Linked DNA regions of Homo sapiens: region 2 is linked to region 1. A link is a loop called in an ENCODE intact Hi-C map of the cell type or tissue named here. Cell type or tissue: HepG2. All regions are shown on one strand. Each heading gives the region's core, and the rest is flanking DNA. Links, peaks and the distances in the headings are about the cores only.

The links. A loop is a pair of places that touch in the nucleus more often than their neighbours do. Peaks named below come from ENCODE experiments on the same cell type or tissue, not always from the same donor. Only the 100,000 strongest peaks of a DNase experiment are listed, where the experiment ranks them.
Region 2: it touches region 1 in a loop (4-fold over the local background); 1 of 110 quality-filtered maps calls a loop at or near these places.

Annotation. Positions count from the first base shown.
Region 1 is chr17:55,388,870-55,400,571 of GRCh38, forward strand. It overlaps MMD (monocyte to macrophage differentiation associated), which reads right to left. Exons shown (of 7, transcript NM_012329.3): 7 at 3,753-5,665. The coding sequence ends at 5,465. Among named protein-coding and RNA genes, the nearest start is that of MMD, 27 kb to the right of the region's middle. In HepG2, for the core only: no CTCF peak of the experiment used is centred there; a DNase peak (open chromatin) is centred at 5,832.
Region 2 is chr17:55,744,599-55,756,300 of GRCh38, forward strand. PCTP (phosphatidylcholine transfer protein) reads left to right here and starts at 6,453. Exons shown (of 6, transcript NM_021213.4): 1 at 6,453-6,646. The coding sequence starts at 6,506. RefSeq lists a silencer at 6,251-6,590. In HepG2, for the core only: a CTCF peak has its summit at 6,585; a DNase peak (open chromatin) is centred at 6,443; H3K4me3 peaks cover 1,717 bases.

The DNA of each region.
Region 1 (11,702 bases), core at 4,619-7,118:
GACTGACACAGTAGATCGGGTGTGTTAAGTGTGGCCTGGCACAGAACAGCAAAGGACCTGTGACCTCTCCCAGGAGATAGGGCAAGCCTCCAAAGCCTACTTTCCCAAGCCCCCCTTAAGCCTTGCTAGTCTATTTTGACTTCACAAGTCTGACTGCAGTGAAAGTCTGAGTGATAATGAGCTGTGTGGCAGAATGAGAAAGCGTTCTGTTGTGTTGAACAGGCCCCTGATGAGAATAGCTTAACTCCCCTTGCAGAGTGGCGAGAGTGCACAGTGGCACTGTTTCTTGGAAAAATAACACCACCAATCCATTGCAGGGATGTAGGTGGGAATGGCACAGAATGTAAGAACATATTGGCACTGTCTATTTAAAATAGCAAAAGCAGTAGAAAGACATAAATGCAGTAATTCTAACCTTGTTAAACTAAAAACATTCCTCGGGGCCCCTTGAGAAACTTTTATTTTGCTGCACAAGGAGGGAGGTGAACCAGCTTCTTCGAGGTCAGTTTCCTTTGGAGATTTTCCTATTCCACTCTCCATCTCACTGGCACGTGAGAAGAGTAGACATAAACTGAAGACACCAAGTATAAATGTAGAGATTTGGAAATGAGCTCTATTTTTAAAAGGTCTTCCTTTGGGTAAACCCATCAATAAACCTTTGCCCCAGGAATGGCTCTCTTGAAAATGAAAAAAGCCTCTAGGGTTCCTGGGTTCACTCGGGTTCTGCCACTTACCTTGGGCAAGGAAACTTATTCATCTGTATTTGTTTCCTCATCTGTAAAATGGGAATAAGAAAATGATTTATCTATAAGTTTTTTGTAAACATAAAATGAGATAATCCATGTAAACTAGCAGAGTACCTGATACATAAGAAGCAGTCAGTTGTTTATTATTATTACCTTTAAAACCCAGTCATAAATATGGACGAAGCTGTATGTTCACTGCAGCATTGTTTATATTAAAAAATCTAAAGCAATCTAAATATCCAAAATTAGGCAAATGATTAAGCAAAATAGGCTGCATATCCAGTTCTGAAAGATGATGAAATCATTGAAAATTCTTGCTATGAAATGATATAATAGTAATAATAGTTTTTTGTTTTTTTTTTTTTTGAGATGGAGTCTTGCTCCATTGCCCAGGCTGGAGTGCAGTGGTGTGATCTTGGCTCACAGCAACCTCCACCTCCCAGGTTCAAGCAATTCTCCTGCTTCAGCCTCCTGAGTAGCTGGGATTACAGGCATGCACCGCCAAGTCCAGCTAATTTTTTTTTGTATTTTTAGTAGAGACGGGGTTTCACCATGTTGGTCAGGCTTGTCTTGAACTCCTGACCTCGTGATCCGCCCGCCTTGGCCTCCCAAAGTGTTGGGATTACAGGCGTGAGCCACTGCGCCCGGCCAATATAATAGTATTTTTAAATGCTTATAATAAGTAGGAAAAAGTATATAAAATTACATATGTGGCATATTTACAGCTGTATAATAAAAATAGGGAAATAAAAAATTGCAAGTATATTAAAATATATTATGATAAATGAATGCTGGATAATTTTTAGCTTTCTCTATTTTCCAAAGGATTTTATATAGCTGTATGATTTTTAAAGTAAAAATATTCAAAATATTTTTAAAAATTTAAGTTGTTGCTTCTGGAGTATAATCTGCACTAAGACCCAATGATTGCACAATTGTTTTATTTTATTACTATATTCAGAAAAGAGGACCAGAGGGAAATACGTTAGGCCAAATACTTTTTTCTCTCAAAATAATTTTGTAAATTGTTATTTCTAGGAAAGCACCAATAAAAATGCTGGACATTTTCTTCTTTAGGACATATTTTCTAATATTTACACTCTATTTTCTCATCAACTTTCCTGTGGTTGCCACGAATGTTCTAGCTGACCCTTGTGGTCAAAAAAGCCTCTAAGGCCTAAGAAGCTAAAAGTCAGTTTCCAGCTAGTAAGAGTGCTTGTGATGGACAGGATAAACCTGCTAAAACCAAAGTCTGTCCTAAAAAATGCTTTATTCTCAGTCTTTCCCTTCCACAGCAACATTCTCCAACCTTCCCCCGACCCTGCCCCTTTCATTCAACAAAACTTCTTCACTCTTGTCATAAGCCAGTGCTATGCTAGAAGCTAGGAACAGAAGTGGATGAGACTCTGTCCCTGCCTGAAGGAGGTCAGTCCCAAGACCAGAGGTAAAGACAGTAAACACAATCACAATGCACCATGACAGGGGCCATGAAGGAATATCTGTGCCATGGGGTCAAAGGAGGGCACTACTACTCATGCCAGGGGGAACTTGGTCAATGGCACAAGGGAGATGGGTGGCACCTGATGAAGGCTTGGAATAAGCAACTATTTGCCAGGTAGGAAAGGGGCTGGAGTAAGGGCATTCCAGGCCAAGGAACAGCAGGTACAAAAACACAGCTGCAAAAGCACCATGAGGGCATGTGTGTTGTGGGGGAGGCTGTGAAAATCACTAGCAGGGCTGATGTCAAGTGGGGTTCAGCTGGGGAGAGGGCCGATCAGGCGGAGTCAGCATGTGAAGAGTCCATGCTAAAGCATCTGGCGTGAATCTTATAGGATAATAGTCAGTGGAAGTTTTGGAGCATCGAGACACATGCTCAGATTTTATTTTGGGAAGATAATGCTGGTACAGTGTGGAGGATGAGCTCATTTGAGGGGTGTAAGCAGTGGCAGGGATACAAATGAGGAGGTGGCTGCTGTAGTCTGATGAGTGCTAAGTAGGTCTTTTTAGGACCCTGCAGTGTGAAGAGAGGTGAGGAACCAGACCAGGGAGTTGTGAGAAAGGCAGGGGTGACAGTTCTGGCTGACCTGTTGCATCTGGGGGGTGCAAGAAATCAAGGATGCATGAATGAACAGATGGCTGTGGCCATGCCATTAACTAAGTTAGGAAATTTCAGAAAATAGGTTTGGTGGTAGGATGAGGAAAGATAATGAAATCAGTTTGGGACGGTTTGAGTCAATATGTCTGGGAGCATTTAGGCAGTTGACTAGAGAGAGGTCTAGTCCTTAGAAAATAGTTTAAGGCTGAAGATACTGACCAAGAAGCTGACAGCACAATAGTGGGGACACTCTAGAAATGGATGAGGTCACACTGGTGACCTAAAGGACAGAACTCTTGGGAATCATAACGCTTCAAGACACTCAATCTTCAAAATTAGATTTGACAGAGAGTTATCTGAGGGATTATTGAGGTTCTAAACCATGTGAATAGTGTTTTCTTTTCTGTGTCCATGCCTGATGAATTTTTAGTTCAAGTTTTTTTATTTGTTTCTGCTGACTCTAGAAATGCAGTGGTATAGTCAATGGGAGGCTTCGGAATCAGATAGAGCTGGTTGCTGTTCCAGCTCCCTGATTTAGGATGAAGCAGTTGAACTTCTCTGGCCCTGGTTTCCCACACTACAGAAGAGGTAGAATGGCATCTAACACTAGGAGAGTTGTTAAGATTTATAATCTGCTACTTGTCTGGTTGGTAACATAAAAGACTGTCACCTCAGTCCTATAGAATATTAAATATGCTAAACCAAAAGGCTTACCTTGGTAAGGATGCATCATCTAAAAAACTTGAAATCATTAGGTCCTGACTAGTGTATTTTAAACTGAAAATGTCTGTTGATTAATGTTTGAGCTGACTCTGGCATTTCAATTATTAAAAAGTAGACTAGAAAGTTCTAAGTGACAGGGTGTATTCATTTTTCTTCACAGTCATCTAATTTAGAGACAGTGGAACAAATCCAAGTAACAACTTTATTGTAGTATACAGCACAATTTTTACATACATATTAGTGGTTTTGACAGTGTTACTTTTGAGTAGACCTTAAATGAATCCACAAAGTTAATATATTAAAAATAAAATATACACAGTAAAACAACAGGCATCCAGATGTTCAGAATCATGCAGATAGGAGTGGTTTGGTTGGTGTTATCACTGGGTACCTTGCCTATTTAACTCGCCAGCAAATACCACTTCTTCTGTTTCTCATTCCCATATAATTCATCAAAATCAGAGAGTTCTAAACATATACAAAATAAACCTCTTTTAAAGCCACATCAGTAAAAAATTTCAATTAATAAGGTTATCATCAAACCAAGAATTCCACTGATCATTTGATCAGCCCATTACTAGGAAACAGGCAATATCAGCACCCGATCTAAAGGCAAGCCTATTTCATTTATTAAAACACCAACAAGAGAGATTAATCAACAAAGCAACTATTAACAACATGTTAATCTTAATATAAGACACTGAGAGAAAAGTAAAAATAATACATAAATATCACTCCACTGAGCCAGGATATAACTCATGGACTACAGATACATGAGTTTCTACCTGTCAAACAATGCTTTAAATATTTTTTCTAGGAAAAAAAAAAAAAAACACAATATATGAGAAGATGCAAAGGAAAGGCAGAAATGTGAATTTATGCATCTAGTTCCACAATTTAAAATAAATATCAAACTGACAATATAAAGCTAAGTGACAATGACTTAACCATTGGGCACCAAACAGGCAATACAACTGCTCACTGTAATACATAATGCTCTTCAGGAGTTTCCAGCAGATGGCCATCACAACAATACTGTCATAATACAGAAAAAACATTTATCCACTGTGGAAAGAGACCCTGAAGAGAATGTGGCAAAGGCATAGAGAAAAAGTTGGATCTTTTGAAAAAGTTAATGATATCAAAATACTTTTCCATCACTGGTAAACCAAGCTAGGTCAAGTATATGTCCCAAAGCAGCACTGAATTCAGAGTAAGAGGTTGGCAGAAAAGTTTGGAAAACTGCAGTTTTTAAAAATTGGCAATTTCTCCATGCTTAATAAAACTATCAGAAGAGGTATAATGTTTGTTCGTTTGTGGAATGTTGACTGCTTGCTGCAAAAATTTACAACATGAATGAGGACCTGCAGAGATGCATATCAATGAAATATTTTTTTAAAAATTTACAAAAAACTAAAGTTTCTATTTAAAAAAGAACCATGTTATGCCAAGATGAAACATGGTAAAAAGTAGTGTAAGTTCTGTCCATGATTCTTTACCTAGTGAATGGGAAAGTAATAGAAACAATTTTCTTCTTAAAAAGGAAGGTTTGTTATTGCACTGACTTTTACAACCTGACATAGTAATTTAGAAAAATCATGTAGTAAAATCTGTAAAATTAAAATATAAAAGTCTGGTTTGTAAACATCAGTTGGCCAAGTCTATTCAGAGTCCTTCATGATAGTGGAATGGAATGAATAATTAATTCACTACCTTATTTATTTGCTGTGAGGCAGAAAATTCCAGAACACAGCCTTTATACTTTCACAGTAATTATATTCAAAAGATATAAAGTCAGTGCAGTTATTTTTTTTCTTTCCCTGTGCAATGTTTAGCTCTCACCCCACTCCCAAGTGCCATAATTGAAATAATACTGGTTTGGAGAATTAGTACAGATTGGTCATAAATGCCGCATAAAGTCCGTAGGACTTCGGTAAAGGTATTTCCAAATGGCGTAGTAATGCACTGCAGCTGCCGTGGCCACAAACAGGTGCCAGATGGCGTGGGCAAATGGAATGATGCCATCACTCTTGAAGAACACAACTCCCAAGCAATAAATTAAGCCCCCACAGGCAAGTTCCTGAAGTCCATCGGTGTTGTTCTGTCAACAGAGAAAAAAAAATAAAAAGGGTTTGATGTTACTCTGCATGGCAAGCTACAGATAACTGTAATTCTCTCTAAGGCTCTTGATTTTCTAGACAATGAAGAAGCTGTGTGAACACAATCCTGATCTGTAAACATGAACCAAACATAAAAAAAGTCTCTTATACATCGACCTGGATTGCCCTTTGGACTGACACTCTTGAGTTGAGCAAGCAATCACATTACAGGTCCCAAATGAAAAAGCAGAACATTCTGCTCATTTACAGCATATTTAAGCAAACTGCAATCATAGCCAGACATGGGAGTTCATTTTAATAAAGTGCAATCCTCTGTTCTCATCTTCCCCTTTAAATGCTTCCTTCCCTACTAAGGCAGGCCCAAGCCACTCTATTTATAATTTACATCTCAGGCAGGGTATTTACTTCCCTTTGTCCTTCTCAAACACTGTTCTACACTGATTGCTGCTTTGAGACTTCCCCTGCTTATGTGAGCTTATAGATTCCTTAAGGCTGACACAGGAAAACCGTAACTAGAAGTGACCTCTGAAATCACAGATCACATAGTACAAGATATTTCCTAGCCTTCTAGATGTCTCCAGGCCTTTTTGTATTCGAGCCTGGCCATTGCTTAGCTTAGCAATAAGTTAATATTCTTGTGTGTCTTAGGGCAGAAGGGAGAATTTTTTAGGCTGTTCTTGGTTTTCAAAGACCAAGGCCCATCTACAAGATTAAAATGGCTTGTATGAATGAGGAGAGAGAATAGAGGCAATGCTTAGAAGCTGATGAAGAAACAAGTTAGTCCCCTGGATTTCTGAGGACTAGGAATAGAAAGGAGACAGGTTCTGCAGAGTGAATGGAAACCTAAGGCAGATCACGGCAGGGCCTTGGAAGGGGATAGGTGTGTGGGTGTCCTAGAGGCCTGGGCACTGGGCAGCAGCCTTGTGTGCCCCGCAAGAGTAAAGGGAAGCTCTAACTCAGGCACCTGATTAGAATGGGCCCCAAGGCCCTCGGCTAAAAGCAAGGCAACAATAGACCATCATGAGCTAAGGACCAGGTGTGAGGATCTAGGGCCAGCTGTGAGCTTCAGTCCTTTTTCAAAGTTCACAGAAGCCCCCATGTTTTGTGTGGGATCAAAAGATGGGGAAGGAGCCAATCCAAATGGACTGACATTGGATTTCTTCCTAACCTTGGTAAGAAAGGACTTCAGCTAGATTTATTTTTATTTAAAAAGTAAAAACAAAGACAAAATACCACACGTTATTAATTCCTCAAGGTTATACAGCAATGAATACACATTATACAAAAGTATTTGTGTGTGTATTAGGAGCCCTCTTCTAGGATAGGGGTAAGGCTCTCATCAGATTCGCAAAGGGGCACAGGGACTCCCAAATAGTAAGAGTCACTCATCTAACACAACCCCCTTATTGCAGAGGTGAGGAGACTAAGGCCAGAGCAGTGAAGTGGCCTGAACAAAATCACATGGCCAGTCACTGTTACAAAATATCCTTTTTTTTCCTTTCTGCCAAAACAAGCAAGACACCAAACCAAGTACGCAGGTTAGTTTTGACATGCATTCTGTTAACTAGTATCCTCAAGATACCACATTTACCTCAACTTTCAAAGACCTAGAACATAGTTAATTCTGTATCAAAACAGAATTTTTTTTTCATTATCATTATCATTATTGTAACTATGTGCCAGGCACTGTTTGAAGCACTTCATATATTTATTCATTTAATCTTCACAACGACCCTAAATTAGGTACTATTATCTCCATTATACAGATGAGAAAACTTTTTTATCCAGTCTGACAATCTCTGCCTTTTAGTTGGAGTGTTCAGTCCATTGTGATGTAATTGTTATTATATATGAGGTACCTAATTACTGATATGGTTGTATTGAAGCCTCCCGTCTTGCTCTCTGTTTTCTATTTGGTTTCATCCATCCTTTGTTTCCGTTTTCCAATTTTCCCACCTGCTTTAGACTAAATTGAATAACTTTGGGATTCCATTTTATCTTTTCTCTTGACTACTTAACTATAACATTTATTTTGCTTTTGTTGTTGTTGGTGGTGGTGGTGGTTATTCTTTTTTTTTTCTGAGATGGAGTCTTGTTCTGTTGCCCAGGCTGGAGTGCAGTGCATGATCTCAGCTCACTGCAAACTCCGCCTCCCAGGTTCAAGTGGATTCTCCTGCCTCAGCCTCCCAAGTAGATGGGATTACAGGCGTGTGCCACCACACCTGGCTAATTTTTGTATTTTTAGTAGAGATGGGGTTTCATCATGTCGGTCAGGCTGGTCTCGAACTCCTGACCTCGTGATCCACCCACCTCGGCCTCCCAAAGTGCTGGGATTACAGGCGTGAGCCACCGCGCCTGGCCAGTGGTGGTTATTCTACGGATTACAGTGTGCATCCTTAGCTCATCACAATGTACCTTTATTATTATACCCCCTATACAAGGTTAAGACCCTTAAAACAATGTGCTTCTATTTCTCCACCCCATCCATTGTTACCATGTACTTTACTTCTACATGTTAGAAACCCCCATGTTATCTTGTGAAGAAATTAAGAAATGAAAAACAGCCATGTATTTACATACAAATTCATCATTTCTAGCAATCCTGGTTTATTTATTTATTTATTTAGAGACAGCATCTTGCTCCGTTGCCCAGGCTGGAGTGCAGTGGCACGATCTTGGCTCACTGTAACCTCTGCCTCCCGTGTTCCAGTGATTCTCCTGCCTCAGCCTCCCAAGTAGCTGGGACTACAGGTGCCCACCACCACGCCCAGCTAATTTTTGTATTTTTAGTAGAGACGGGTTTTGCCATGTCGGCTAGGCTGGTCTCGAACTCCTGACCTCAAGTGATCTGCCTGCCTTGGCCTCCCTGGTTAAATTTTTGACATTAATATTACTAAACTGTGCTAACTTCAACTTGAAGTTGACAGGGTTTTTTTGTTTTTTCCTTTCCGCATTTTATTTATTTATTTATTTTATTTTATTTATTTTTGAGATGGAGTCTCATGTTGTTGCCTAGGCTGGAGTGCAGTGGCCCGACCTCAGCTCACTACAACCTCCTACAACCTCCACCTCTTGGGTTCAGGCGATTTTCCTGCCTCAGCCTCAGCCTCTCGAGTAGCTGGGATTACAGGAGTTCTGCCATCACATTCAGCTAATTTTTGTATTTTTAGTAGAGACAGGGTTTCACCATGTTGGCCAGGCTGGTCTTGAACTCCTGACTTCACATGATCCACCCGCCTCAGCCTCCAACGTGCTGGGATTACATGCGTGAGCCACAGCACCCGGACCCTTTCAGCATTTTAAATGTGCCATTACATTGTATTCCTGCTCCCATGAATTCTGATAAAATGTCAGTGGTCATCTTCTCTCCTTGCTCTTTTTTCTCTCTCTGGCTGATTTTAAGGTCTTGTCTTTGCCTTTGTTTTTTAGTAATTTGACTTTAATGTGTCTTAGTGTAGTTTTCTTTGTGTTTATACTGCTCAGGCCTCCTCGTGCTTTGTGGATCTCTAGGTTGATATTTTTCATCAAATTTGGAAAAGTTGTAACTATTATTTCTTCAAAAAAAAAAAAAAAAAAGAAAAGAAAAACTGTAAAACAGAAAACCCAAAACAAAAAACTGCCCCAATTTCTTTCTTCTTTTGTTCATTTTTAAATCACTCTTTTCTCTCATGCTTCAGTTTGTATAGTTTCTACAGACCTGGCTTCAAGTTCACTGAACTTTGCTTCTGCAATATCCAATCTGTTATTAAATCCCTCCAATAATTTTTTTTTCTTAAGACATCACAGTTTTCGGATCTAGAATCTCCATGTGGATTCTTCTTCATAGTCTCCAGGTATTTTCTGAGATTCCTCATCTGTTTTAAACTCCCTGTGTGTGAATCTCAGTATCTCTCCCGTCTTTTGATCTGTGTCTATTGATCTGTTTTCCCTTAGGTATGTGTCACTTTCCAGTTTCTTGCCCATCTGGTAATATTTATTATATATTTATTATTTATTTTATTACATTATTATTGATTTATTTCTGATAATATTTACTTATGGTACATGCTAAGTTGTTACAGTAAAGATTCTGTTGTATTCCTTTAAAAATTGTTGAGTTTTGTTCTGTTAGGCGGTTTATTTACTGGAGGATCAATTTTATCCTTTCAAGGTTTGTCTGGGCCTTGTTATGGCAGTTCTAGAGTAGCCCTCCCTCTAGGGATAGAGTAGCTCTACTCCTAAGCTGTGGCCTTGGCAGGGTCAGCTGAGTGCCTGGGATGTCCAGCACCATCTCTGAACTCTGCTTGGTTGGAACTTCAATGTCTTTCAGCACTGGGAACTGTCCGGAATTTCCATTTATCTTCCAGCCTTCTAAGAGTTATTTGCAACTGGAGCTTGCAGAGTTTTGGCCCGTACAACATTCAGCTTGATATCTGGACAACGACTCACGGAAACTGCTTCATGGATTTCTGAAGCATCCTCCCTGAGCGGCTTCCTCCTCTTCCATACCCTGCCCCACAAACTGCAGCCATGTCAGTAACCTGAACTGTAATTTCTGTTTCCTCCACCCAGGCTGCTGTTCTCTGGGCTTTACCTCCTTTTGTTGCTGTTTGGAAAGTGTCTCCAGGGAAACTACTGGGGTGAATTCAAAGCTCATTTTCTTGGTTTCTCTTCCTTCAAGGATCACAGTCCTGTACTGTTTGGGTTCAGAGCCAAAAAAACAGTTGCCTTTATTCTTTTTCTAGTTTTACAGTTCTTTATGGCAGAAGGGTAAGTCTGAGACCCATGATTCTGGCCAGAACCAAAGATTCGCATTTTCATTCATTCTGTTACTGTGTTAGTGGCTTTTGAGGTCCTTTGTGATCTGGACTCTTGTCTAGCTCTCCAGCTTTATTACAAGACTTGTGCTACCTGCATACCTGCCCCCACCATGCATATGTACATAACTCAAGCTGGTACATGTATTTTATGTTACAAACAATGAGCTATTTTCATTTCTCCAAAGATGCTGGTGCTTCCCCCTTCTCTGGGCTTCCTTCATGCTGTATTCTCTACCTGTAACACTTGCCTCACCCCTACCATCTCTCAGCTTCTACATGTTTTTCCAAATCAGCTGAAATATCACTTCCTCTGGTACTTCTGTCATGTTCGCATAGCAGCCTGAACTTTCCCCCATCAAATATTTTATCAAATTTCATGATCTCTTTTTCTTTAATAGGAACTGCATTTGCCTGCTTGACTCTAAGTTCTATGAAGGCAGTGTGGGGGATCATCCTGCTTGATTATCACAAACATTAGTCACCTGCTATTGTACCACTTATGGAAATGTCAATTTCAAATTTAGGCTAGTAAAATTACTGGATAAACCTGCTCTTATGATACCCAGAGGGAATTTGCTTGAAATTCTACTCTATTAAGCTGCACAAACCTTGCTTATATTGCTTGGGGTGTCCTGAAATGCCTTCTAACTATATGGCCTTCAAGGCTGATTTTCTCATTTCTGTCCTTTAACTCCTCCTCCTTACCATTCCCTGTTGCTTTTACCATCTATATGTATTTTGGGTGCTAGGTAATTATTAAAGCCATCATAAACCTCGTATCTCAAAGAAATATATTTTGTTATATTCTCATGAAGACATCCCCTGAAAAAACAGAACCAGATTTGAAACTTTTAAACCTTTTATAGGTGTTTTTGTGACCAGGAAAAAAACTATCACAGAATTATGTTCTTACAGCCAGGCGTGATGGCTTACGCATATAATCTCAGCACTTTGGGAGGCCGAGGCAGGTGGATCACCTGAGCTCAGGAGTTCAAGAACAGACTAGCCAACTTGGTGAAACCCCATCTCTACTAAAAATACAAAAAATTAGCCAAGGGTTGCAGCCCGCATCTGTAATCTCAGCTACTTAGGAGGCTGAGGTGGGAGAATCACTTGAACTCAGGAGGCGGAGGTTGCAGTGAGCCAAGATCGCTCTACTGCACTCCAGCTGGGCAACAGAGCAAGACTTTGTCTCAAAAAAAAGAAAAAAAAAAAAAGG
Region 2 (11,702 bases), core at 5,310-7,809, 360 kb after region 1:
AGTGTATGACTGAACAGGAACTCTTGCTTTTTAAAGTAGGCAATAATTAATCTTTTATGGTTTGTTCTGTATTGTGTCTTTAAGAATTTTTTTTTAACTTTTAGGTCATAAAGATTTACTCCTATATTATAATTTAAAAGTTTCCACATTTTGCCTTATGCAGTTGGTTCTTTACATGTCTGCAATTTCCATTATTGTATGATATGATACAGGAATATAATTTTAAAAATAACAATAGCCAGTTGTTCCAACAGCAGTTTTAAAATTGTCCATCCGTGCTTATGTACTGTGTTTCGAAATGTACATGGACTTGATGATGGATAGAAAGCTGTTACATGAGTTTTTTTTAAATCACTTTTTCCCTAGCCCTAGGTCAATATGATATTATTTTCTTTATGATAAATCCTAATATCTTACAGGGAATATTTTTATTTTTTCCCTCCTACTTTAAAAAATTGCTTTCCTATGTTTTCAAATTGCATGACCTTTAACACTTCCTTATGAATTTTAGAATTGGTGTGTCAAGTTCCTTGAACACCCTTTATGGAAATCTATTTAAATACCATTGGATTTATAGTTTGTATAGATAGAAATGGTGTTTAAAATATTAAATATCTTAAGCCATATGTATAGTATCAGTGAGAGGTCAGTGCAGAAAACAAACACTCTCTAGGTATCTAAGCAGAAATGAATTTAATACAAGGAATTAGTTGTGGGCTAGCTCCTGGAATAAGTATGTATTTGTTTTTTTTTTGTTGTTTCCAGATGTATAGGGGGCAGAAACTGGCTATTTTTGTTCATTTGCTCCTTCTTCTTTTTCTTTTTTCTTTTTTTGCATTGTCATTGGAGAACAGTATTGATTCTTCTGTATTTGTTGAAAACATCCTTTGTGGCTTACAAGATTGCCAATTTTAATGAATGTTTTATGAGGATTTGCAAATGTTGGTGTGTTCTACTTATTGAGTATGAGGTTCTATATATGACCTTTAGATCAAGCGTATGAGTTTTATGCTTAAATCTTCCCTATCTACCAGTTTTTCTGTCTGCTTGGTCAATTTCCTAAAAAAGAGCCTTAAAATGTTCCACTGTAATGATGAATTTGCTGATTTCTCCTTATACTGATGATAATTTTTGCCTTACATATTTGAGATTAAGTTGTAAAATGAATACATACAAATTTAAGCATTCCGAGTACCTGAAGAGTTATCCTTTTACCATTAACTCAGAAACTTCTATTAACTTTTTTCTTTTAAAGTCCATTTAGTCTGATATTTTAGGAGTCACACAAGCTTTCTTTTGTTTCAGATTTACTTGTATATATTTTCCATACCTTTAACTTCACATTTCTGTGTAATTATGTTTTAGTTATTGTCTCTTATAAATACATATATCTGGGTTTTTCCTAAATTTTTATTTTGAATAATTTCAAATATGCAGAAAAGTTGAAGAAATAGAAAATAAAATCCTGGCTACCTTTCATCTAAATTTATCAATTATTTATTTTGTCACTTTTGCTTCTCTATCTATATATCAATCACACTTTTTTTAATGGAACCATCTGAACATAAGATGCAAGTATCATGCTGCTTCACCCCTAAATAATTCAGCATTCATTTCTCAAGAATAAGAATATTATTCCACTCAACCACAATAACATTTTTTACACCTACAAAGTTAACAATAGTTTTATAATATTTTCTAAAAGTGGTGCATAAACAAATACCCCCAATTATCCCAGAAATGCCTTTTAATGGCTTTTTCCTAATCCACGACTCAAGATTTATGCATGACACATAATTGTTATTTCCCTTGACTTTTAGAATAGTTTCTTTCATATTGAATTGTTTTAGTAGTTATTCTGAGGAATTTTCCACTTACTGGATTTGTCTGATTGGGGTCTTATGACTAGTTACAAGTTAGATATTTTGGCAAAAATGTTTAGGTGATATTATAAACTTATTGCATCATGTCATGGAGGCTGTGATGTCAGTTGTCCCACTATTTGTGATGCAATTGATAGCTTGGTTAAGGTGGCAACCACTAGATCTTCCCATTATAAAGTTACACTTTCCTGACTGTACGTAGTAAGTAATCAATGGGTGATTCTTTGCAATCAAATGAAAAGTCTAATCTGCATACCCTTTCACCCAGTGGTTGCAGCATCCATTTATGATCCTTGCCTAAATCTATTAATTATTAATAGGGGGTCAAAGAATGCAAGTTTTCAAATGTTGACATTCTTTCTACCTGAATTTTTTGGCATTCTTTTCTAAAGAAGAAATTTTCTCCTCTCTGTCTTCCCTATTTTTCTTCCCTACTTTTTTTTTAATTGAGTAACACTGTGGACACACAGATTTCTTTTTAAATCCAATATTTTATAATCTATTACTATAACTATTCTTTGTGATCTCAAATTTCCCAAAATTTGGAGACTGGGAACTCTTTCAAGCCAACTCCCATATCTTTTAGACATAACTCTAATTGTCTTTGAACGTCTCTCCTTATTCTCAGGCACAACATGTTTTAGGCTTACTTTAGAAGTTCCCTGCCCCAGTTCTAGAATCAGTCTTTTTTCCAAGAATCTTTTAGTAGACAATGATATACAGAAGCCAAGAACTGGCCACAGGTGCGCTCAATGCTAATGGCATGCCAATGCTTCTAGGCTTCCAGATCATTTTAATGGACAGATCAAGGAACACACACACACACACACACACACTGAATTGTACTGCATTGCTGAATATATCACAACTCGTTTTATCCATTCACCCATTAAAGGTCATTTGGGTTGTTTCCAGTTTGGGGCTAATACAAATAAAGCTTCCATGAACATTTGTGTACAAGTCAATGTTTGAACAATGCTTTATTTTTTTCTCTTGGGTGAATACCTAGGAGTATGATGATTGGATTGTATGTTAAGTGTACGTTTAACTTTTTAAAAAAATTGTCAGTTTTCCAAAGCATTTGTACTGTTTTCATTTCTACCAGCAATGTATCAGAGTTCTAGTTCCTCAGCATCCTTGCCAACACTTGCTTTGATTAATCTTTTTAATTTTAGCTATTCTAAAATAGCCATAGTGGCACTTAATTGTGATTTTAATTTACATGACCCTATTGACTAATGTTGTTGAGCATCTTTTCATATTCTTATTTGCCACCAGTATATATTTTTTGGTGAAGTGTCTGTTTAAATTTTTTTTTTTACCTATTTTTATTGGGTAGGTTTTTTTTTATCATTGATTTGTGAGAGTTCATATCCTCAAAGTTTAATATGCACAGTTAAAGTAAACTAAAAAACACTAAAGTTAATATCTTGCATCTGCCTCCTTAACACAACTCTGATCTTGCCCTCCCTTGTTCCAGGTTTCTGTAGGTTAGAACTTTTGTTCCACTTTATTTTTATATGTGCCTTTTTTTTCTGTATTCTCCCCACCCACCCATCCCATCCCCTGGCCTCTTTATTCTCTGATTATTGGGCTTCAGTAAGAAGTGTTTAGCCTTTTCAATGTGTCCTTCGTGTTTCTTAATTACTCTTTCATGTTTTCCATTTCTTTATACCTCTGTTCTGCTTCCTGGGAATTTACTCATCACAGCTACTTTCTTATTCCCTGATCTCTCTTGAACTGTGGTAGGGCAACCATTTTACCTTTCTTTTAAATTTTTAATTTTAATAACTATATTTTGTATTTATGGAGGGTCTACTTGGTTATTTTTCAAAGTCAATGCTCTTCTCTTCCCCATCTGCATTCTGAATCACATTAAAGGTAGATGCTAATCAGACAATGGATCAGCATTTCACCTTTATTACAAATAAAGCTGCTTGGAGAACAGGGCTTGGGTTTGTGGCAACAATAGAATTATAACACTCTGCCTATAATCAAACTTGCCATCCAGGCACAGGCATCATTAGGAAACCTAGATTCTGGTGTCAGAGCCTGTCCTCTTGAGTCTACTATAAAACCTAAGGCAGATGAGAATGCATATTTTCTATGAGTAGACAGTTGCCAAAAAGGAAGAGCCAGAAGGGTTGATCTAGACCTGACCAGTAGTTCCTTCTCCTAAACTCATCAACTACAGTCATGCACATCATAATAACATTTTGGTCAATGTTGGATTGCCTGTATGATGATGGTCCCATATGATTATAGCACCATATTTTTATTTTACCTTTTCTATGTTAATTAGGCTTAGATACACAAATACCATTGTGTCACAATTGCATTCAGTATTCAGTACAGTAACATGCTGTACAGGTTTGTGGCCCAGGAACAATAGGCTCTACAATACAGCCTACATATGTAGTAGAATCTACCATCTAGGTTGGTTTAAGTGCACTCTATGATGTATGCTTTAGGATGCAATTGCCCGATGACACATTTCTCAGAATATATCCCTGTCATTAAGCAATGCATGGCTGCATTTAAATCACCCATCTTCTCCAGAGTAGGAGTTGAGCAAATGAGTGAGGTCAAACATTTCCCTAATGGAAGTTCCTCCACTGGGAAACACTGCATGGGGAGGTGGGGAGAGGACCAATCATCCATTCTAAGAATATTCAGGAGCTGGTGTTGCTGGCTTTCATTCTCTCTTCCCTTTCTGAAACCTGGAAGTATCCTTTTTCACTTTTCAGCTAAACCATGTATTTACAACTATTTTCAACACGTTTTAACCAACATTTCCATGTTTGAAGCCAGGAGCTTTAGTTGCCATTTTGCCAGAAGTTGTTTCAGAGAGTTTTTTTTCACAAAGGAAACAGGCTATTAAGGCAACTTCTCAAGAACAGGCCTTCCTGGATCCCTTTCCTAGCTGTTTTTAGACTTTAGAGATACCATAAAATATTTCCTAACATTATTCTTTCATTAACTGTAATAAAATAACTGAGTGTAAATCTCAGCATATTCAAGGATATATTTATTTTTCTCCTGAGTTTATTAGGCAACACACTTTTAAACACATACAATAAATACAATTTGAAGTGCGTGCTTTATATCTTGCATGATGTCGTTTGTGTTCTTATGCTTGTCTCCATTAGTCTATTGCCATATAGTAATAAAGCTTTATCAAATCAAACCTTTATAATGGATTCCTTGAAGATACTTGAAAATACTTCATAGCCAATAGTTTTTACACAATTGGTTTTTCAAGCAATGAATTTCCATTTAAATAAAATATGGATTTACAATACATAGAAAATTTACAAGGAGTTATAAAACAGTGGGAAAGTATGTCTAGCCTAAACTTTTGTGCATTTAGTCTAGGAAAATTTCACATCCCTCTTTCCACACCTATAAAGCCAAACAGAACCAGGACTGACTTGAGGAAAGCAATTATTTATCTCTGCTGTGTCTAACTAAGCAAGCTGCCAAATGTGATCATTTGCCTGATTGGAAAATCACATAAATTAAGACTTTGCCATCAACTTTCTTTCAAGTAAGGAAAGAAAAGCATTTCAATATAGTAATGCAAAACAAGTGGAAATTGTTATTGAACATTTACTTGGACGGGCACTGTGGAAAATTATTCCTTGTCCAACCACCTCCTCAGCTGTAACTGGTAGCACAATTCTTGACCCATTTTACAGATTAGGAAACATGAGTTTCCAGAGTTTATTGGCACTCACGTGGCTGTTACATCGTTTTGATGTTCAAACGACCTACTTTATTCAAAGTCAGGTAGTACAGTCTGCTGGTGGGAAATACAGTATTACTCAAGGGACTTCAAAGGAACAAGAAGATGTTTGAGTTGCACAGTGAGCTAAATTATGCAAGTTGCAGAAATCCTAGGTGGATAGTACGACACCTTTCAGATCAGTTTCTACCCTCAAGGGTGGCAACAACCTTGTAGATCCATTATGGATTAGGTTTCTAAACTGTTTTGGTGTTATGAACCCCTAGAGTCTTCTGGGGAATCCAATGGACCTCGTCTCAGAATAATGTTTTACAATGTATAGCAGAAAGAAGAGAAATTATATTGAAATACACTTCTGGCATTTGACCCCTTAGGATTTTTCCAGCATTTCTACTCTGCCCACCTCTCCTCTCATGTCTACCAAAGAGACTTTCTCTACTTTATTCAGAAAGGTAAATGAGAGACACTCAAACAGGTCTGTAGGTTATGGGAGTAGCAGGGAGTATGGGATAGGCTACTGAGGAGCTGTTTTTGAGGTGACATCACTGTCTCCCTTCCTTTTTCCCTTCCCTCTGGAAGCCTCCTTACTTCTCCAGCTCTTCCTTCCTTCCCCACATCAAGTCCAATTTTTCTCCTTTTACTTCTTGTCTATCCTCCTCACTCCTTGCTCAGCCCCGCCCGCTTTTCTAGGCCCGCCCCTCCAGGGCCCCACCCTCAGGCCGCTCCTCCAGTCTAGGCCCCGCCTTCTCCTCAGTTTCCTGCCAATGACGCTGGGGCAGCCGGGGCAGCCGGGGCAGCCCGGTCACCCCGCCCCCAGGCCCACACTAAGGGTGTCCGCGGCCTGCCCTCCAGGCGGAGGAGCCCGGACTGCGGAAGGATGGAGCTGGCCGCCGGAAGCTTCTCGGAGGAGCAGTTCTGGGAGGCCTGCGCCGAGCTCCAGCAGCCCGCTCTGGCCGGGGCCGACTGGCAGCTCCTAGTGGAGACCTCGGGCATCAGCATCTACCGGCTGCTGGACAAGGTAGCGGCCAACCCGCTGGAGGACCGCGGGGCCTAGAATGCGCCGGGGTCGACCTCCCCGCAGGGAGTGCGGGGCGGCAGTCGCGGAAGGGACAGGGGCGCGTCTTCTCCGGCTCAGGAAGGAGCTCCGCCCGGACCCTGTCTCAAGCTCTGGAGCTAGCGCAGGGGCGGTGCCTCCAAGTGACTGCCGTGCAGATCCAGGGGAGTTGGAAGGTCACAGGAGTTCAGCCTCAGGTCAGGCCCGACGGGGCATGTAGTTAGAAGTTAATGACAGTTGAAACGTGGGTCAGCTGGTTCCTAGGCCCGTGCACACGTCTGCAAGGGACGTTGATCCTCACTCTCCAATGCGTGTCAGTGGCATATGGGGGCTGGGGTGGGGGAGGGGCGGTATCTTAGGGCTTGGATATAGGAGGAAAAGAAACAGAACTTTTCAAGGACTGGATGTGCAGGGTGGTGTCAGGGGTTGCCGAGAAGGGCCCTACTGTTTTAGTGACTCGTTTCTTTTGGTTGTTGCCCCTTCCTTCCAAGTTGCTCTTAATAAGTTGAGTCCGAATCTTCAGGCAGGAGTAAAGATGTAGGAGGAATGGGATTGGTTGTTGAAGTCTTTGGAATCAGGTAGCCATCCAGGTGGAAGGCATTGCCCCTGAGGCCTGTCATCCAAGGCTTGTCATCAGTTGCTTTGTGTAATAGTCGCAGCATGGCAAGTAGGTTAAAAGTCGCCTGCAGGTAATGTGGGTGAAACTGAAGTTTCCTAATACAGGACCAGGATATTATAGTGTTAGAGTTAGGAGGATACCTCATGCTCACCTGGTTAAACCCCAGGTTTCATAGGTGAAAGCAACAGGCCTCAAGGGTGAAGTCACTCCTGAAATGGCCCAGATAAGTGAATAGCAGAGGTGGGATTGGAGGGTTCATGATCTTGTGAATGTCAAACATGTGGTTGCCTTTTTAGGCACTTGCATTTTTGTTTACATCAAATATAGTGTTTTTATATTTTAAAACAGAAAACAAACGTTTGCAATATTTAGAAGTTGCTCACCTGTTAAACAGGAATGAAAACTCTGCCTGTCTCATTGCAGGAATGAAAACTCTGCCTGTCTCATTGCAGGGTTGTTAGGGGGTTCAAATCCAATCTGTCAGATATGTGTGAAAATTTGATAGCTGTAAATAACTCTACAATGCACAGGACAGTGACCCCATACCTCTCCCGGGGAAGAATTATCCAGTCCCAAATTGTAATATTGCCAAGGTCAAGAAACCCTACTCTAAATAAATGGAGAATATAGGTATTATGAAGAAATTTCCTGTCTAAATACATATATATTTGCTTTGGATGCAGTCCGTCCCTCTCCAGTTAGTGGGACTGTAAAACATGCTATTTGGAATACTTACAAATTAGTAGGGCTGGCCTTTACATAATCCAGAACACAGCAGATACTGCAAGTGGCTAAGCTGCCATATTTACTTTTTTTCTGTATACAGATGTTATATCTTGATGGATTACTCACTCAACAAACTCTGAATGCTTGCTGTGTACTAGGACCATTGGGTTTAACAAGATGATCAAGAAGTTCACAGTCTAGAACAGGCAGAATTAATTTCTTAGGGTAACTTTAAAAGGTACCTTAGTTTGAAAATTGATACATTTTCAGAAAAAGTCTTTCTTTTAATTTTTATTTTTTAGAGATGAGGCCTTGCTATGTTGCCCAGGTTGGTCTTGGAACTCCTGGGCTCAAGCAGTCCTCCTGCCTCAGCCCTCAGCCTCCCAAAGTGCTGGGATTACAGGGATGAGCCACCACACCCAGCCAGGCAAAATTCTTTTATCTTCTCTGCTATTCCATTTTTCTTACCAGCCACATCAAGGCTTTGGCCAAGTTTTGTTGATTCAACTGCTCAGACGTGTCTAGCATCTGGCTTATTTCCTCCCATTTTCTTTCCTTTATCTTTGCTACTTTGGGTACTCAGCACCCCTCACTTAGAATTGCAGTGACCTCTTAACTAGTTTTTGGCCTACCAGCTCTCTGCTCCTGTCTATCCTACACCTTCCAGTGCAGTCAAACATCTGAGAAGCAGTGATCTTATCACTACCTTTTCAGTGGCCTATTGATTGCAGAAATAATAATAATCATCACTGTAATAGCTAACATTTATTGCATGATTTCTTATAATTCAGGTGCTAAGTGTTTTGGAAGTATTGATTTACTCAATCCTTGCATCAACCCTATGATAAGGTACTATGATGATCACCTTTTTACCTATATATAAATGAATGCATAGAAAGGTTAAGTTGGTTTCTCAAGATTCCAGCTAGGATCCAAACCCAGCTGTCTGCCTCCAGTCCTGTGTCTTCAACATGCTCCTGCATTGCCTCTCCAAACAGAAGGCAAATGCTGCCTGGTGGGTACACTGAACTAATTTGGTCTCAACTCACATTTCCATCATTCTCTCCCATTACCATAGACCTGACATCTTCTCCTCTAGCGAGCCCAGACCGCTGTGCCATCTTCCCTGTATACAGACGAGGCAGTTGAGGTCCAGGGAAAGTCAGTGGCATATACAAAGCACACGGCTAAGAAGTGGTGAATAAAACTGGGATTTAGATCCAAGTCCATCTGCCCATGAAGCCCCTACTCTTTCCCCAAGCCACACACACTCTTTTTCTAATAAAGCTTCCAGCATGTGGGATGGACCGTCTTAGGAGGGTGAGTCCTCATTATTGGAAGTACAGTACTGTGTTGGAGAAAAAACTCAAACTGTTTTTTTCATTATCTCAACATCACCAACAACACAGAAGCACAGAAGACTCCTGTGACCAAATGTCTGAGGATTTCTCTCCAAACACCAAGTAAGCAGTCAGTTTTGCGGTGGACGTCAGCTAGGTGTCCTCCTGTTCAGTGTTGACACTACCTACCTGGAAATAGTGTCAGATCCCGTAGGTTGAGGTCCCAGTCCCACAAGATTAACCCCCTCTTCCCTGCCACTTGTAATGCCAGTTGAAAGCCCCAGGTTGTTTTACCTGTGCTTCTGACCAACTGGCTGTAAATAGGGGATCCCATGACCCCCTCCTTGGATTCAATTAATTTACTAGAGAGGCTGACAGAACTCAGGGAAACACTTGCTTTCATTTACTGGTTTATTATAAAGGATACTACAAAGTATACAGATGCATAAGATGAGATATGGGGGAAGGATCTTGGAACTTCCATGCCCTCCTTGGATGCATCACCCTCCAGGAACCTCTATGAGTTCAGCTATCCAGAAACTCTCTGAACCCCCTCCTCTTGGGTCCTTTATGGAAACTTCATTGGCTAGGCATGATTGAAGCATGGACAACAGTGTTGAAATATGACTGGACAGAAAGGGTCTGATCTCATATTAATAGACTGATTGGGGAAACCCAAGAAGGCCTGTCCAGATTCTTCTGGCCTCTCCATGCGACATTCCTTCTTCCAGGGTATGAGGCAGGACCCTCCCTGGAATGAAGTTCTTGCAACTCTTGGCTCAACTCCTGAGGCCTAAAGTGCACCAACGTACAAAAGACTGTAACGAGGGCTATGAGAGTTATGAACCAGGAACAGTGGATAGAAACCTGTGTGCGCGCGTGTGTGTATTGGATGTACAGTACTGGAGTATGTATGTGGGTGTGTGTGTATACTCTATGTCCAATACACACACGCCGCCACACATATGTATACACACATATGTAAATTATATATTTATATACACACATATACATATGTATGTATATGTATACATTTTGTATATATAGCTCATAATATCACAAGTACTGTATTCAGAAAGGAGACCAGAGACAATTTGTTTATATACTTCATTGAGCCTTTATTGAGGATCTGCAATGGGTCAGATTTCCATCTATGGAAATGGATCTGAGATAGAGTTGCTCCCCTGAAGATTCTAGTGGCTTAGTTATGAAGTTATGGGCGTCGGTTGGACTGATGGTCCTTTAAGGACCCGATTGTGCATAGCATGCTTGCCACTGTGTGGTACGAGCTGGTTGTGACGACCCTTCACTTTGCTTCCCACACTCAGCATAGAGGTGGCCAACCTAAGGCCAAAGCTATGTGGCTTCTTGGGGCTCTTGAGCAAGATTTGAAACAAGAATAGAGAAAAAGAAAATTGTGACCATGATTTAAATGATGCTGTAACAAAGTTACTGTTACATGTTTTTAAAAGACTGAAAGAAGAGTAGAGGCTCTTGAAAGAGATTTCAATGTAGCAAATTGTATTTTGAAATAAAAATAATAGAATTGTGTCCTTTTTTTTAGTAGACACAAATTATTCTGAATCCTGTTCTTGGACAAGTGGGCAATTTTGATGTACAGCTTTTGATAATTTTTTTTTGTTTTCTATTTTTCTCTTAAATCACAAAATTCTGGACTGGAAAGTTTCTTCTAAGCCATGCTGTCCAACACCATTATCTTTTTCCTCTACTTCTTCTTTCTTTGCCTACTCTATTTCCTTCCTCTCTTATTTCTTCTCCATGTTGTAATGATAATAACTTTATTTGATGCTGCAAATTATAAATGCTGTCATATAAGTTTTCACTTATCCTTCTAAAGAGATGTGGAAGATAGGCAAAAATGGGCTTACTTTACAAATGGAAATAAGATCCAGAGTTGTTGAGCGAGCCACATGAGACCTCATAACTAATAACTAATGTGAACAGTCTACTATGATAAACTCAGTACCAAATACACAACTTGCTTCCATACAAGAACTACATTCTGTTTCCGGAGGCTAAAGCAAAACTAGACCAGGGCTGCCATGGGTATTGTGGGAAAAGCATGGATTTTGGAGTCAGATAGTCCTGTGTGAGAGTCTCAGCTCTGTTCCTCTATCATTCATTTAAGCATTTGGGAGATATTCATCAACTGCCTCCCATGTGCTACTGTCTTCATAGACCCTGGGGATAAGTGGTGAAGAAGGAACATGGTGCTGCTGCTTCAATGAATGAGCTTCTTGAACATGGATCATATTCATTGATGAGAATAAGCCCATAGTATATGATGAAATGTCCAGTGGAAAATGCTATAAAG